Linked DNA regions of Homo sapiens: region 2 is linked to region 1. A link is an interaction called in ENCODE POLR2A ChIA-PET data of the cell type or tissue named here. Cell type or tissue: OCI-LY7. All regions are shown on one strand. Each heading gives the region's core, and the rest is flanking DNA. Links, peaks and the distances in the headings are about the cores only. Region 1 has its middle 45 kb from the start of QPCT. Region 2 holds the start of CEBPZOS (CEBPZ opposite strand).

The links. Peaks named below come from ENCODE experiments on the same cell type or tissue, not always from the same donor. Only the 100,000 strongest peaks of a DNase experiment are listed, where the experiment ranks them.
Region 2: POLR2A ChIA-PET joins it to region 1 with 5 read pairs; 4 of 35 experiments call an interaction of 5 or more read pairs at or near these places.

Annotation. Positions count from the first base shown.
Region 1 is chr2:37,387,195-37,392,565 of GRCh38, forward strand. No RefSeq gene overlaps it. Among named protein-coding and RNA genes, the nearest start is that of QPCT, 45 kb to the left of the region's middle. RefSeq lists an enhancer at 2,910-3,099. In OCI-LY7, for the core only: no CTCF peak of the experiment used is centred there; a DNase peak (open chromatin) is centred at 3,367; H3K4me3 peaks cover 1,940 bases; H3K27ac peaks cover 2,643 bases.
Region 2 is chr2:37,193,493-37,198,863 of GRCh38, forward strand. CEBPZOS (CEBPZ opposite strand) reads left to right here and starts at 3,004. Exons shown (of 5, transcript NM_001322374.2): 1 at 3,004-3,028. It also overlaps a transcript of SULT6B1 not described here and the pseudogene RPL31P16. RefSeq lists a silencer at 2,838-2,977. In OCI-LY7, for the core only: a CTCF peak has its summit at 2,871; DNase peaks (open chromatin) are centred at 2,999, 3,619, 4,699 and 5,029; H3K4me3 peaks cover 2,749 bases; H3K27ac peaks cover 2,518 bases.

The DNA of each region.
Region 1 (5,371 bases), core at 261-5,260:
GGTTCCATATGACCAGGCTCCTCCATCTTTCTGGTCCCTCCTCCTATGGCTCTCTTCCTACATCACCTCTCCTGGCCACACTGGCCTCCTGGCTTTTCCCAAACAAGCTGAGCACAGTCCTGAATCACTGCCTTTCTATGTGCTTGCTCCTCTGCCTGGAATGCTTTCCCCTAGATATTTGCGTCGGATGTGCCCACATTTCATCTGAGGTTTTGCTCAACTAATACTTAATTGGAGGGGCCTTCCCTGATCCCCTTCATCCTGTCCCCTGGACTTGCCCATTTTCCATCCTGGAGAGGTCTTAGTGACAACTTACGCTGTAAAGCCACCACCATCAATCACTTCATCCCCTAACGCTACACATTGCTTCTTCTTTCCCCAGAGATGAGGGTTAGACTTATGTTTGGTAGGAGCTGCAGCAGCTGCAACACTGAGGTCTGACTCAACTGAATCCAGGGAAGCTCTGGCTTCCCCAGCAGCTGCCCTGGGGGCCAGTGACACAACCCAGAAATACATACAGTTAATGTCCTGCACAGTAGACAAATCAATGGAAAGCAGGAGATAGGAAGAGACCGAGGGTTAATTGCTTACCCTTCCTCCCTCCAGTGGATTGTTTTGACATGCAGTGATTTTATTTGACCTCTCTGGAAGAGATGGAGATGGAGAAACAAGCTGTATTTGTGGCAAAGCTGGCCATCTTGGTAACACATCCCTTGTATTTGCCATTCTTCCTTTCCTGTCTCACTTCCTACTTTCCTTCACTTTTACTCCCCCTAAATTGCACCTTCTCTCATAAAGTCTAAGCCATGAGCTTTTGTTTCAGGCTCTGATTTCTAGGGGACTGTTATCTGTTTATTTGTGTGTTATCTCTCTCTCCTCTCTAGAATGTGAGCCCAGAAGAAGAGTAGGGAGTTTGTTTCGTTTACTGCTGTATCCTCAATGACCGGCCTAGTACTTGGAACATGGTAGATGCATGTTAAATACTTGTTGAATGAACTTCATGATGAGGAAACTTGTCTTTCCTAATCCTGGACCTTAAGCCAGGATGATTCACTGAAGCCAGGATGGTTCACTTGTAAGTCACCTGGTAAGTCCCACTCATCTGTGGCAATCCTTTGGTACCTCTTGCTTTGAATCTGCTCTTGATCTTGCTTCTGCTTCCTCCTCTCTCACCTGTGATATGCAACAGCCTCCCAATTGGACTCCCTGCAGCATTCCACCCTGCTTCATTCTAGACTTCATGCAACAGTCAGAGAAATGTTTTAAACACATTAATCAGGTCTCATTGCTATGCTGCATAAAACCCTGTGATGGTTTTTCACTGCACTGAGAATTAATATGAACTCCTTAACTATGGCTTACTATGGCCTACAAGGCCCTCCCCACTCAGAAACTCAACAATCTTTTTTTTTTTTTTTTTTTTTGAGACAGAGTCTCACTCTGTTGCCCAGGCTGGAGTGCAGTGGTGCAATCTCGGCTCACTTCAACCTCCACCACCTGGGTTCAAGCAATTCTCCTGTCTCAGCCTCCTGAATAGCTGGGATTACAGGCGCCCAACATCATGCCGGGCTAATTTTTTTTTTTGTATTTTTTGTAGAGACAGGGTTTCACCATGTTGGGCAGGCTGGTCTCAAACTCCTGACCTCAGGTGATCCACCTGCTTCAGCCTCCCAGAGTGCTGGGATTCTAGGCGTGAGCCACCGTGCCTGGCCCAGAAACTCAACATTCTACCACTCTTTCCCTCCCTCTCTGGCCTAAAATGCCATTGCCCTCTTTTGTTCCTTGAACTTACTAAGCAGTCCCCTGCCATAGGGAGGCTTCTGGACATCCTTATCCTCCACATGGGATTCTCCTTTAGTCCCGATTTACATTGCTGTCTCTTTCTTGGCCTTCTCACAGAGGCTGTTCCTCACATCCTCTTATCCAGAATAGGTCCTTCCCTGTATATTTCTATCTCAGCACTCTACTCATTTCTTTCTTTTTTCTTATCACAACTTGTCATTACAATATTGTTTTACTATGGGTGGGGGGCAGCCTGTTTTCATGATCAAATTGTAGGTTTCATGAGGGCAAGGACTATGTCTATGTTTTTCATCATTGTATTCCCAGCAACTTGGAGATATTTGTGTGTGTCAGAGGTTTAATACATACTTGGTGATTAAACAAATATTCAAGAACTGATCCAGCTTCTATTTCTCTGGCTTCAGGACTTGCCTCAAATGTCCCTTTATCACAGGCCTTCTCCAACTACCCTATATAAAATGTAACAGTGTATCTCCTGGCTTTTACTCTTGATTGTGGTGAGAGATTTGGTATCCTTGGTCTGGGCCTTTTGTGTTCTCTAAGAACCTGGTTTGCCCTCTGCCTCTTGGCTCTACTGGCTGCCATGAGCATCTACACCTCCCAGCTCCAGCTCTCAGGGCCCCTGTCCTCATTCAAGGCCTGCCCTGCTTCATCCTGGAGGAGATGGGGCAAACTCAGATACAGAGAGCTTTAGCAACTTGTTCAAGTTTATACAATAATGAAGATTGGGCCAGAAGTCAGGTTTTGGGATTTGCACCCAGTCTCATGCCTTTTCACTCTATTATGCTAATCCTGTATCTCTGTTTCAAATCGAAGTGACTCATTTTGAGTTTTCAGATGAACACTCCAAGTATTATGGAGTACCTGGTTATTTGAAGTAAAAAAAAAAAACAAAAAACCAAGAATTGAAGCTTCTAGCTAGACAAACAAAGCTTGAAGCACCAGACAGCTATTGAAGACCAAATCTACCCACAGGGCTGGAATTAGGCACCGAGGGAACAGATGCAGGGAGAGATCCAAGCTCACAGCCAGGAGCCAGATGCTGGGTGTAAGCTGTCTGTGCCTGTCCTCCTTTCCCAAGGCCCGCCAAAGGGAGGCTCTGAGCTTCAGAGTGGGGATCTAGACTTCAGTTGCCAGTAGGTTCTGAAAGTGCTGCCCTCAGGGAAATGGTGACTTAGAAACAGAACTGCAACAAGTTTCAGTTGAACTCCAGGGAATTCCCTAGGTATGCCTCTTGCCTCCTCCTCATCTCTCTCCTTCAAAAGAAGGACATTTGAGGAAGTCCCAGGGAAGAGAGATGAGAAATATGGTTATGAAATAAAGAGAAATGAAGAACCACAGTATGGAGTACTTTTCTGCATTGGGTAGGATTTGTGGGTGAGACAGAGAATTGGGTGGAGGGCAGAAGGCCAGAAGGAGTAGGCAGAGGAAGGAGGGGGTGTTGAACCTCCTTCAGGCATCGAGCGAGAAACCTGACCTCGGAATAGTCACACTTGATCTCCTTTTGGCTTCTGTGTACCAGCAAAGCCTTTAGGTTTAGTCTGTTTCCTCTGTGGCAGAAAAGGAAGCCCAAGACAATTTGCATAGGCAGCTCTCAAGCAAAGCCTCCCTCAAAGAGTTTCTGACTCATCCCCATGACTTCCTCCCCCATCTGTCAACAGGGGAAACTCCAGGTGGGAGGTTACATTTCCTGCCTCCCTGTTATGGACTAGTTTCCTTCCTGGGAGGTGAGGCAGAAGTGGAGGGGACTTTCTCCCTCCTCATCATCCCATGCCTTCTCTCTTCTCCCGGTTCCTCTCTATCAAACTCTATGTTCCCATTTTGAGCTGAGAATAAGGAACAGCAGAGTTGATTAGAAACATTTTAAAATCAAGTGATTAAACTCTGATAATGGCAGAATTTCAAACATGAGTCAGTATGTAAATCCAATTGTAAAGATGAAGCTTTGAAGATATTTCTGTGTTCTCAGAACCTCAGAAGTTAATTCCTAGACATTGCTTCCTCCTAAGGGCAACTTCAGCACATGGTCCACAAGGATATAGGGCAGGATCCTCATAGAGGTAGTGGGCTACATGTCTCAAGTTGTAGGATGCTCTGGGTCCTCAAGTCTATCTATCCTCTTCCTCGAGTTCTGCACATCATCTTCTACATGCTGCTGGGCTCCTGAAAGCAGCACAACACCCTGACGGGGAGCTTGTTTGAGCATTCATTCTTTCTGTGTTTTGATAGTGTTAGGTAGGCCACCATCTGTGGGTTCTGTTTAGATCCACAGTTCTTCCTCTGGACATGGGATGTATCAAAGCAGGAAAGAGGCTGCCCATCTGAGCTTTTCATGATGTCGCGGCTGTGGCTCTGGCTGTTACCAGAGCTATACAGGAAACCCAGGGAGAGGGCTTGAAATGGTTGGGCATCAGGTATAAAGAAAAAAGCACTCAGAAGTATGGAATTTGTTTACATTGGTTCAGGGAACCAAAGAAGATTCGAGAATAGAATGTTCTGTCCTGTGTGCCCACTGAAATTAGAATTGTATGGGATTTTCCTCCAACACCCTGGTGGCTATTTTCCAGTGTCTTTTGCTGATTCCTCTTCATCTTCAGACTTGTCAAGTTTGAAAGGCTCTAAGACTCAGTTCTTGTTCCTCTTCATTTCTCCATCTCAGTCCATTGTTGACCTCATCCAGCTTCAAGTCTTTAAATACCATGTATATGTTGGCAACTCCTGGAGCTCTCAAATGTTTTCTAGACTTGTATGTACAACGGCCTACTGAACAGTTCTACTTGAAGGTCAGATTCAGCAAGTTCCCACTGAACTCCTGGTCTCCTCCCCACAAATCTGCTTCAGACATTGTTGGATGGCAGTAGCTCCAACCTTCCTGTAGCCCAAAACATAGGAGTCATTCTTTTTATTGAGACATAATCTCGCTCTGTTGCTCAGGCTGGAGTGCAGTGGTGCAATCACGGCTCACTGCAACCTCCGCTCCCTGGATTCAAGCAATTCTCCTGTCTCAGCCTCCCTAGTAGTTGGGATTACAGGGGTGTGCCACCAAGCCCGGCTAATTTTTGTATGCTTCGTAGAGACAGGGTTTTGCCATGTTGGCGAGGCTGGTATCGAACTTCTGACCTCAAGTGATCCACCCACCTCGGCCTCCCAAAGTCCTGGGATTATAGGTGTGAGCCACCATGCCTGGCCTTGGAGTCATTCTTGATTCTTCTATTTCACATCCCACACCCAGTCAGAAGGTAGCCTGGCCAGGTCTATCTTCCAAATACATCCAGAATCCAATCACCTTCTACCACCCCCATTGCTGCTGCACTGGGTCCAAGCCACCATTATCTCTTACCTTGATAACTTTAACAGCCTCTTATCAAGGCTTCCTGGTTCTACCCTTGCCCCCTTCAGTCTATTCTTCATGCAGCAGGAAGAGCGGTTCTTTAAGGAATTAGGTCCCGTCATGTCACTCCTCTACTCAAAGCCCTGCAATAATTCCTTATCTCATTCAGAATAAATGCCCTTACAGTGGTCTGATTGGTCCTCTGTGATCTGTCCTTGAGCACCATTCTGACTTCAT
Region 2 (5,371 bases), core at 81-5,080, 190 kb before region 1:
TCCTTGGCATTAAAGACACCATGCCCTCTTACCTTCTTTTCCTTTGTTTTTTTCCAGTCTATAGACATTTACCAAAAAAAAAAGAAGAAAAAGAAGAAGAAGAAAAAGAAGAAGAAGAAGAAGAAGAAGAAGAAGAAGAAGAAGAAGAAGAAGAAGAAGGAGAAGAAGGAGAAGAAGGAGAAGAAGGAGAAAATATGAAAAGAAATGTCTAGGCTTTAAGGTGAAGATGGGAGAATGGACAGCAAACCTAGTACATATTTGTTAAAGTGGAGGTCCCTATGGCCACTACAGAAGACTGGGATTTTAGCCTGCTTCTGTGCTTTGGAGAGAACTAGCACATCTTTCTAGTCATTTGCATCCCTCTACCAGAGTTAGTAAATCAGGCTAGGACCAGGAAGGCACTGTCGCTAAAGGACCCTTGGTAAAAGTTTCTACTGGAGTCTACACTTTTCCTGCTCCAAACCTTCTGGCCAAAATGTGTCTTATCTCAAAATGTCAAGCTTTGTGCAATATCGTTATTAGTTTATATATATTTTCCTGCAGAAATCATGACATTTCTATACAATTATTTTAGTCTTTCTTATAATTTCTGTTTTTTCGTGAAAGAAATTTTATATTTATATAGTTATATTTGATGTAGTTGAAGATTCAGTGGTTAGTTCTCATCCACATTGACTGTCTGTAGATTTTTTTTTTTTCGAGACAAAGCCTTTTTCTGTCACCTAGGGTGGAGTGCAGTGAGATCTTGACTAATTTTTTGTATTTTTAGTAGAGACAGGGTTTCACCATATTGGCCAAGCTGGTCTTGAACTCCTGACCTCAAGTGATCTGCCCATCTTGGCCTCCCAAAGTGCTGGGGTTACAGGCATGAGCCACCGTGCCTGGCTGACTATCTGTAGATTTTTGAAAGTGGTAACAGGTACATAGGTAATCAAAGTACAGAGCTTATTTGGTGAATCTTCATCCTCATTACATCCTCTGGACAGCTGCACGCGGATACGGTACGGGACATTCCTTATTCCTTTGGCAAAGACAACTTTATTGAGCCTGGTATCAATGCACACATCTGGAGTTCCCATCTCCTTCATTGCAAAATTTCCGGATCTCTTTGAGTGCCTGAGGGACATGCTTCTTGAAGCCCACTCTGTGGATGTGCTTGTGAATGTTGGTGTATTCTTGGGTCATCACCTCGTTGATGGCAGAATGGTCCATTTTCTTCTTGCCACTGTTCTTTGCAGGAGCCATTCTGCTAGGCCCAAGTTGGTAAAGCTTGTTATCATTTCTTTAAGCTTTTTTTCTCCTCTTTTCTTTTTTTCAATCTGAACCATTCCAATGACCTTTTCTTCTTTCTCCTTCCTTCCTCCCTCCCTCCCTCCCTCCCTCCCTCCCTTCCTTCCTTCCTTCTTTCCTTCCTTCCTTCCTTCCTTCCTTCCTTCCTTCCTTCCTTCCTTCCTTCCTTCCTTCCTTCCATTTTTGAGACACAGTCTTACTCTGTCGCCCAGGCTGGAGTGCAGTGGCACGATCTTGGCTCACTTTAACCTCTGCCTCCTGGGTTCAAGCAACTCTCCTGCCTTAGATTTCCGAATAGCTGGGATTACAGGCATGCTCCACCTCACCCAGCTAATTTTCATATTTTTAGTAGAGATGGGGTTTCTCCTTGTTGGCTAGGCTGGTCTTGAACTCCTGACCTCAGGTTATCTGCCCACCTTGGCCTCCCAAAGTGCTGGGATTACAGGTGTGAGCCACCGCACCAAGCCCCAATAGCTTTTTCATCTTGCTTTGTCATCCTGGTACTTTTAACACTGATATTCTGGTATTTCAAACCAATGTAGTGGAGCCTTGCTATATGGTCTGAAAGTTTTTGTTCTCCCTAAATTCATATGTTTTTCACAATTTATGATGCTTTAGTTACACAGATGAACCACATGGGCTGGACTAGGGGTGGGGCGGGTGTTAGGAAAATTGGGGCAATCACAGAGCACCTTGCAGAGGCACTTCCTTTACTTGGCGTGGACAGAGTTAGCTCCAGCTATCACCCCTTCTCTAAAACCTTTACAGATTCCTCGGATTAGAAGCAAGGCCCTTATCATTGTGTACTTTCCATCAGTTATTTGTGGTAAATACCCCTAACTAGACTAGAACTTCGATGAAGGTAGATCTGTGCCTGTTTTGGGTGTTCCAGGCTTTGTCTTGCACACGGTACTTCAATATACTTTTATATTCTTTTTCTCTTCTCTGTTTCCATGTCCCCTTCGCGCTTTCTCAAGTGTTACTTTGCAAACGAATTCTTTAGGGATCTGGCTAAAATGCAGTTTCAGATTCAGTAGTTCTGCATTTTTTTTTTTTTGAGACAAAGTCTCACTCTGTCGCCCAGGCTGGAGTGCAGTGGTGCGATCTCAGCTCACTGCAACCTCCGCCTCCCGGGTTCAAGCGATTCTCCTGCCTCAGCCTCCCCGGTAGCTGGGACTACAGGCGCATGCCACTACGACCAGCTATTTTTTTTTAAACGTATTTTTAGTAGAGACGGGGTCTCACCGTGTTAGCCAGGATGGTCTCGGTCTCCTGATGTCGTGATCCTCCCATCTAGGCCTCCCAAAGTGCTGGGATTATAGGCGTGAGCCACCGCGCCCGGCCTAGTTCTTCATTTCTAACAAGTTTTCAGGTGATGCTTATGTTGGTAGTCCTCTGAGACTATCACACTTTAAGTTTCAGGGTGTTAGAAAAACGACCCAGAACAGGCTACACGTAGTCAGTTTCCTGGGTTTAAATGTGAATTCTGATTTTACTAACTGCGATTGTGGGCAGTGTAAGCCTCTTGCTTTCTCCGTAAAATGAGATACACTCAGCACCTGTTGCATGTGTTATTGCGAACATTCCGTAAAATAATGTACATAGAGGGCAGTCAGGTTCGGGTCGCGGTCAGAGTACAATTAATAGTAATTACGAATGTGGGGGCGGAGCCGACAACGGAAGGGGTGGAGCGTCGCCAACCGTTGCGCATGCGCAGTCCCCCTTGAACGCACCTCAGGTAAGACTCTGGCGAGTGGCTTCCCATGGGCGGTCGGATTTCGGGGTCCCTAGTGCGACGAGAGTGGGGCGGTCTTCTGCGTGGGGCCTCGTCACAGTTCTGGGGGCATGTGGAGGATAGTCAGGTGTCACTGCCTTAATTCACTGGAGGCGAGTGTTTCCGGGTCGCTAGGCGGCCGTGGTCTGGCGGCCGGGCCGTGCTCCGTGCGTGCCCGCGCGTGTCGCCTGCAGGCCCGGGCCTAGCGTTCCGCGGGCTAGGGGAGAGCTGAGGGCAGCCGAGGGCACCAGGGAACCGGGGGAAGCGGGAGCTGGGTGGGACCGCGGCAGGAGCCGGGAGCCGGGGGAGCGGAGGCGGCCAGCTCTCGGCCTCTGTTGAAAAGTCGTCCTCTGCACAGCTAGGCTGGGAGAGACGTTGCTGCTTGAAACCGCGTAGCCTGCAGACGCTAAGCTGGGAGGCCGCCCCGATTCCCTGGAGCGCATCCCGGGATAAGGGGCTTCCGACCCAGCATTGCACATTTGGCTTGAGCTTGTGTCCCCGAGTCAGCGTCTCAGCCCCGTGTGATGTTAACTGCATGACACACAGCCCTGCGCCGAATCTGTCAGAGGCGGCTTCGTGTTAAACTTCACCTAAACTTCCCGGAATGATGCCTTTCCCTGTGCCGAGAAGGCAGGCGCTGGTCTGCCGTGTCTCCCTTGCCGCAGCTAGTAAACCTCACTTCTTTGTGGGTGGACAGGTGTATCCCTGGTGGTCTGTAGCAAAGGAACTTGAAGTTTTATCAGCCTCCTGAAGCCGAGAGCCTCAGTGCAAAACGTATATGTATTTTTAAAAAGGTAAATACTTTGTTGTACGGTGTTATTTGGAGGCAGCTATGCTCACCACTATACACCAAGGCAGCCGTACAGTATTATTCGCACTTTATTTTCTTTTCTTTTAACCCTGGCCTACAGATGGACTTTATTTCTTAGCACCACCCTCTCTTAAAACAAAATTTTACTTCGATTCCTTGAATAATGGAACTGGCTGCAGGCGGTCTTTGTTCATTCCTTGAACATTAAAAATAACCCCAAGAGGCCGGGCGTGGCGGCACACGCCTGTAATACCAGCACTTTGGGAGGCCGAGGCGGGAGGATCACTTGAGGTCGGAAGTTAGCCTGGCCAACATGGTGAAACCTCATCTCTACTAAACATACAAAAAATTAGCCAGACGTGGTGGCACACGCCTATAATCCCAGCTACTCGGGAGGCTGAGGCAGGAGAATCACTTGAACCCGGGAGACGGAGGTTGCAGTGAGCCAGGATCGCACCACTGCACTCCTGCCTGGGAGACAGCAAGACCCAGTCTCAAAAAAATAAAAATAGGCCAGGCGCGGTGGCCCACGCCTGTAATCCTAGCACTTTGGGAGGCCGAGGCCTGTGGATTGCCTGAGCTCAGGAGTTGGGGACCACCCTGGGCAACAGGGTGAAATCCGTCTCTACTAAAATACAAAAAATTTGCTGGGCCTGGTGGCGGGAGTCCCAGCTCCCAGCTACTGGGGAGGCTGAGGCAAGAGAATTGCTTGAATCCGGCAGGCGGAGGTTACAGTGAGCCAAGATCGCGCCACTGCACTCCAGCCTGGGCGACAGAGCGAGACCGTGTCTCCAAAAATAAAATAAAAAAAAAATAACCCCAAGAGAGGCATCTGTACTGAGCATGACTTACTTTCTGTCAGTCATGTACAGCATTGTAGTGAATGGAGCAAAACAACTGTCCCTTCCCACCACTCAACTGCCTCTTAGTTATATATGAATTACTTTGTAAATTTCTTTGCTTCATTTCTTTTAAATAAGAATAATAAAGTTTTAATCTTTTGGTCCCCAGGGTGATCACATTATTAAAATGAGGGAATTTGGGGGGTGGTGGGGAGGGCCACCTGGTAAGATATCAGCAGAATAATCCTACAAAAGGAAGGTTATTTGATTACACCCACCCTCAGGCATTGAAAAGGGGTCGGAAGTGAATGGAGTAAACACCTGACAGCAGCGAGCTGGGATTGAGAACAAAAGAGCACACACAGGACAATAGAAAAATCTGAAAAACAAGTGGTTCTCCTCTTCTGGACTTTGAGGTTATAAGGAGGCTGACTAAAAACTTGGGTTTACATTAATGTCTTCAGTAAGTCTTATATTCTATTTTCTTAGCTTATCTTTAATTTGAAAAAGAATAATGACACAAACGCTTTTTCCTGATTAGCTTTTAAAGGAAGACAATCAAGATCTAACCGGTCTGTAGTTTTGCCACTTAACTGGTTCATCACCCAATCAGTTTCCATCCCCTGCCCCCATTTGTATAAAAATTACTGCGTG